Regions from separate parts of the Homo sapiens genome. Here region 2 is linked to region 1. A link is a contact called in ENCODE Hi-C data. All regions are on one chromosome and are shown on one strand. Each heading gives the region's core, a stretch centred on a gene start or an enhancer-like site at or near the end of the contact. The rest is flanking DNA. Distances are from core to core; before and after follow the strand shown.

What was found. A loop is a pair of places that touch in the nucleus more often than their neighbours do. Pooled maps may share reads with other maps.
Region 2: a loop to region 1 is called in a pooled map, with 11 times the contacts of the local background. The contact joins the promoter of CPLANE1 here to the promoter of DNAJC21 in region 1. A Hi-C loop is called at or near these places in 7 of 50 pooled maps.

What each region holds. Positions count from the first base shown.
Region 1 is chr5:34,928,072-34,931,059 of GRCh38, reverse strand. It overlaps DNAJC21 (DnaJ heat shock protein family (Hsp40) member C21), which reads right to left and starts at 1,501. Exons shown (of 12, transcript NM_001012339.3): 1 at 1,144-1,501. The coding sequence starts at 1,240. It overlaps LOC124900961 (a long non-coding RNA gene), which reads left to right and starts at 1,379. Exons shown (of 2, transcript XR_007058731.1): 1 at 1,379-1,411; 2 at 1,927-2,988. RefSeq lists enhancers at 736-905, 372-1,017 and silencers at 1,046-1,245, 1,276-1,345, 1,356-1,825.
Region 2 is chr5:37,247,818-37,250,781 of GRCh38, reverse strand. CPLANE1 (ciliogenesis and planar polarity effector complex subunit 1) reads left to right here and starts at 1,406. Exons shown (of 53, transcript NM_001384732.1): 1 at 1,406-1,537. CPLANE1-AS1 (CPLANE1 antisense RNA 1) reads right to left here and starts at 1,736. Exons shown (of 2, transcript NR_134263.1): 1 at 1,561-1,736; 2 at 136-385. RefSeq lists silencers at 1,086-1,565, 1,766-1,905.

The DNA.
Region 1 (2,988 bases), core at 252-2,751:
TTGTCCTCCACCATGCTATCCTCCATACTGTTGAGTTCACTTTTCCAAATTGCATTCCTCTACGATCCAGTCCAAACTCCTCTGAGAAGGGGAAGACTCAATACAAAATGGTAACTCCCTCCCTGAATTCCTGGAGCATATATTAGTTGTTCCATTAATCTAACCACCAATTATGTATGTTGCGATTTTTTTCTGGCAGTTGTATTTAACTTTTCATTTGTGTAAGGCAGAAAGTTGTTTTCCTAACAAGACTCTAAGACCCCTGTCTCAGCATTTCCAAATCTACTTAGTAGAGTGCAGTGACTTGCATATATTGGATACTCTGTAACCGTGTTTACTGATGAATGCTAATATGAAAGCCTCTTCATATGAACCTCAAAAAGCTGAAAGTCAACTACTCTCTTAGTTTCCCAGCCTGGAAGATCAGATTACTTCATAAAAGTCACACAGGCCTGGATTACAGACCAATGAAACATCCAAAGGAAGGATACTTCTAAGTAAACATACAAACTTTACTGGGGAAGCCGCCTGATTAAAACCTTCCCCGGCAGAATCATGTCCAAAGTGAAGTACAAGGTCTGCTTAAACAGCTTATTAAAAGAAAAAAAAAACAGCGAAAAAAGCGCATCCCTATTGAAAAGATATTTTACTAGCTCCCGTGTCTTAACTTCTTAACTAAGAAACGAAAAGAGCCATACATCAGGTTGAAGTATCTGGGATTCCCGGACGAGGTGGAGGGCAGCGGAGGAAAAACACCGAGAGGCTGCGCTGCAAGGGACGCAGGGAAAAGCAAGCCTGGGGCAGGTCTGAGTTCCGAGTTCCCGACTGCTCCCTCGTGGTGTCTGCGACCCGGTAGCGGGAGCAAGTGAGGTTGTTGGACTGCAGTTTTCCCCCTACAGTGGCGATGCGGGGCCGGGGTCGCGGGTATGAGGAGATGGGGTGTGAGCCGGGGTGCGCCAGGGCAGAGCGCTTCGCCCACCGAGACGGGCAGGGCGGCTCCGGGCACTGGCCGGGCGGGGCAAGGAGCTCCTAGGCCGCCAGGTCCCTCTCTGCTGGCTCCGCGGAGTCCGCCCGGGGGAAGGGAAGGTCGGGGAGGGCCGGGCTTCTCCGAGTGGCCGCGGGGGCTGCGGGACAGGTACTTACCCGGGTGCCATTTCAGGGCCAGCTTCCGATAGGCCTTCTTGAGCTCCTCCTCGCTGGCGTCGCGCCGCACCCCCAGCGCCTCATAGTGACACTTCATCGCCCGACCGGGCGGGCGGCCGGCGCTGGGGCCCGGGACGGGGTCGGGGCCCGGGCCCGGGCCGAAGCGGCGGCGGCGGCGGCGCTGGCAGTCCTCTCCGGCGGGAGTCCGCCGCCCGCACCGGGCCAGCCAGCGAGCCCGGCGGCGGCGGCGGCGGCGGCGGTGGTGTAGGTCAGTGAAGGCGCGCGGTGGCGGCAGACGACGCAGGCTGCGGCAAGCGGGAGCGCGGCGGGGGCGGTGCCGGCGGCCGCCGCTTCGCATGGGCTAGGGGTGGGCTCTGTGCCGGAAAGGGCCGCGCGGGAGGGGGTGGGGCCTCGGCGGGGTGAGAGGCGAGGCCCCGAGGAAGGAAGGCGGGGCCTTGGCGAGGAGAGAGGCGGGCCGCGCAGGAGAAAGGCGGGAGCTTGGCGGGGAAAGAGGCGGGCCGCGTGGGAGGAAGGTAGGCCTTGGCCGGGAAGAACAGGAGGAAGGCGGGACCTTGGTGTGAGAGGCGGGGCCTCGGCGGGGCGAGAGGCGGGGCCGCGCGGAAGGGAGGCAGGGCCACGCTGGTGTCATTGTGAGGGGCACAGATGGCGGTCAGTGTGAGTGGCAGCCGACCTGAGGGCTGAAGGGGGAGATAGGAGCTGGGATGGGAGAGGATTCTGGAAAATATCTGATTATAATTTCTCAATGGATCCCCGTTTTTATAGATAAGGCGATTCAGACTCCAAGTGGTCAAGTGGTTGGCTCAAGCCTCCTCAGCTAATACAGTAGCAGAATTCGGTTGGACTGAATATCAGGTTTTTTTTTTAATCTCTTTAATTCTCTTCAGCTGCCACTTAAGATATCTGGTATTGATCATCTTGACCAATATGCTTGAGAAAGGACAGTTAGATTATTTAAGCGGAAACAATTTAAAAGGGAAGCATCAACACACTTAATGAAAAGCCTTACCACCAACATGGATGAAATTGTGCTGATCTATCCATCCAACACACTTTAATCCTAACTTTCTGGCCTCTAATCCTACCTTTCCAAGATTGGTTTAGGTTAAGAAAGCAGTTAAAGGATAGTATTTAACTGGTAGGTTTTGGTTGATCTGACTATCTGCACAATTATTCCAAACACTTTGAAAGGTATCAAAATAATACCATAATTATTAAAATGCATTAATACACCAATATATTTCACTGTAATGTGGAATGTTTACATGCATCAGTTAGGTGTGGGTTGTATTTACTAACCATGTATGGTTAGCTATGTTGCTAATATCTATTGCACAGGGTTGGCGTACCCAAGCGGTTTAGTAAGGTTATCCTTCTCTTCCCCAATATGCTGCCCCCAGTAAAATAAAAAACCCACGCTAAGCTTCATCAGGTTACTTCACACGCCACTGACCAACCAACTCACTACTCAGAATTCATACACTTCCCTTTTTTCCAGAGGAAGATTCTACACAGTCTCAGTTAGTTGGTAAATTGGTAATGGATAAGGATTGAGAAGTCTGAGTTTGGGGGAGAATGAAACCTTTCCCCTCCTGAGAACAGAATTGGGATGGTGGGCGGGGGGAAGGGAGGGACAAAAAAAAAAAAAAAAACGGAAAGGGAAAGTATTTTTTTCCCTCCAACTTAATTTGGAGTATTTTCTCCCTCCAACTTGATTTGGTTTTGGATACAGCCTGTAGGAATCACTTACTTCTTTTACCTTCTGAAGTAAGAAGGATTTTTGCCTGTAACATTGTATAATTAAAGGTAACTATGCTGGATATAAAT
Region 2 (2,964 bases), core at 157-2,656, 2.3 Mb before region 1:
AGATAGAGAAAATGGACCTGTGCATACTGCGATCATGGTATTTATGACTGCACTGTAACTTAAGTGTGTGTGACTCTCTTTTGAATAGGGACACCATCTTCCCCTCTTTATACCTAGCATAGTGTCTGACACACATAAGTGCTCAATGATTTTTATTTTAGCAAATTGTAGTCATTTCCATACATTATTTTTTACAGTAAACATTGCCGGATACATTTCCATACGTTTTTAAAGAATAGAGGAGGAGGAAGAGGAGGGAAAAAAAGGAAAATAAATAAATAAACGTGTGGAGCAATCAACTCCAGAATCACACCAATATTTCTAGGTCTAATGGCCACACAGCAAAATCAGCCTCAGTTATCCCATTGTCTTCATATCTTAAGACCTAAAAATGGGAACACAGGATTGTGGGAATAGGTTAGGATTTCTCAGTTTCCAAATTTTTCTGTGAGACTTTTATGCTAACTCTAGCACGGCTTATGTAAAATGTTCGTGATTTGGGGGTGGATCTAAACCACCTCAGATCTATAACCTCTGAGATAAGTGGGGCTGAGCTGCCAGAATGCCATCCGCCATTTATCCCACCCAGAGACACAGGGGTAATTGTGGTTCTGATGCAGCCAGTTCGCCTACCCTGTAACGCTTATTTGCTAAAATAAACCAACCTAAGAGCTAGCCATCCAATGCAGAGGGCAGGGCCATTTTCGGTGCAGAACATACCTGGCCTAGCCAAGGGTGACAGGGTCCTGCCTTCAAAAACAGGCCAGTCACATGAAAGAGTGAAGATGGGCGCATGTGGAGGAGGACAACAGGCCACTGCCTGAGGCCTTCACATTTAAGCTACACAAAAATGCTTTTCCAGGTGAGCAGAGCTCTCGGGCTGCCTGCTTGTGACCCCTGCTCCTGTCAGTCACGAGAACAGGGCGAAGGAGGCGAAAACAGTGCGGAGAATAAGTCCGTAGGACAGTGAGTTCGGAAAATGCCTTCTTCAGTGTTCCAAGGTGCCCACGTGAACTGAGGAGGGCAGAGCAAAACCCCTTATTTTCGGGTCTGTGCAGGGTCCCCGCTAGGAAGGGGCAGCCCTTGAGTTTCATGTTGGTCGGTTATTAAGCGGCTCCCCCGTGAGCCCCGCCCAATGCCTGTGCGCTCAAACTAGCAGCGTCCGAGGAACGCGTTAACTGGGAGAAGTGAACTGAGGGGGTCCGGCGGCCGCTGAGGAGGGGAGCGCGCGGGAGGAGGGGCGAGGAGCCCGGAGGCGGGCGCGGCTGGCAGCTTAGAGGGCCCGGGCGGAGGCCTGAGAGCAGGGCTGGAGGGGCGGAGGACCGGGGAGACCCGCCCGCGGCGTTCCCGGCCGGTTCTGAGCAGGCGCCGTGGCAGCGCCCGCGCCCCCTGCCCGCCCTCCGCCGTCGCCAGGACGCAGGCTCGCGTCAGGGCTGGCGGTAGGGCCCGCAGCTGTCGGCCTGGCGTCTTCACCCCGCGCAGTCGGCCTCGCCTAGCCTTCTCGCGCCTGACTGGCCGGACCCTGCCCCTGGCGGAGGTAACTGCCCGCGGATTCCTTACCCCGCGATCCTGGCCTCCTCGTAAGCTCCCCGGACCCGGGCGTCCTCGGTCTCCCCTCATCTACTCTTCTGTCGGGCAGGTCCGCGACCTTCCGCCTCCCGGGCCGTCTCCCGCCGCACCCGGCCCTGGTACATCCCCACTACCCAGTCCGGGCCCGTCCTCGCTCTGGGCCTACCCCAGCCTCCCAGCGTCGCCTGCTGACGGAGCGCGGGAGCCCCAAGGGGCCGGGGTCACCCGGCCGGCGTGGGTGGTGCCAGGCTCGGGCCACACCTCGGCACCGGACCCGAGTCCCCCAGCTTCTCGAGCAGGATCCGGAGGAATAGAACGTCAATTTTCCTCGCTCTTAGCAATTTTAAGATTGACTAATGGATTTAGGGTATGTCAGTGCATAAAGTTCCCAGTATTTTTTCACTCAATAATTTTAGCAGCGCTGATACTATTGACTGGATTTGTTATTTCATTAGGAGCTGCAAATGATGCTTTTCTAATGCCGGCGTTTCTCTGGCATTTGGTTAACCCTTTTGTGAGAATTTATTTTATTTGCAATTTTATTTATTTATTTTTGAGCCGGAGTCTTCGCTGCGTTGCCCACGCTGGAGTGCAGTGGCTCTCACAGGCACAATCACAGCTCACTGCAGCCTCGAACTCTCTTGTCCTCAAGCGATCTTCCCATCTCAGCCTCCGTGCTGACTGATAGCTAGCATCTTGATAGATCTTTGTGTGCTGTCTCTGAGTAGTTTTTCTTTTAAAGCTATTTTATTAAAAAAACAAAAAAACAAGCCCATCTAATTTGGCCGGGCACAGTGGATCACGCCTGTAATCCCAGCACTTTGGGAGGCTGAGTCGGGCGGATCACCCAAGGTCAGGGGTTCGAGACCAGCCTGGCCAACATGGTGAAACCCGGTTTCTACTAAAAATACAAAAAAATTAGTCCGGTGTGGTGGTGCATGCCTGTAATCCCAGCTACTCGGGAGGCTGAGGCAAGAGAATCGCTTGAACCCGGGAGGCGGAGGTTGCAGTGAGCCGAGATCGCGCCACTGCACTGCAGCCTGGGCTACAAGAGCAAAACTTCAACTCAGAAATAAAATATAAATCAAAACTTTATGAAAATTGTCAGTTAAGATCTTCAGTGGTCCATGCGCAGTGGATCGTGCCTGTTATCCCAGCACTTTGGGAGGACGAAGTGGATGGATCACTTGAAGTCAGGAGTTTGAGACCAGCCTGGCCAACATGGTGAAACCCCATCTCTACTTAAAATTAGCCAGGCGTGGTGGCACACGCTTGTAGTCCCAGCTACTCGGGAGGCTAACGCAGGAGAATCACTTGAATCCGGGAGGCGGAGGTTGCAGTGAGCTGAGATCATATCACTGCACTCCAGCTGGGGCAACAGAACGAAACTCTTGT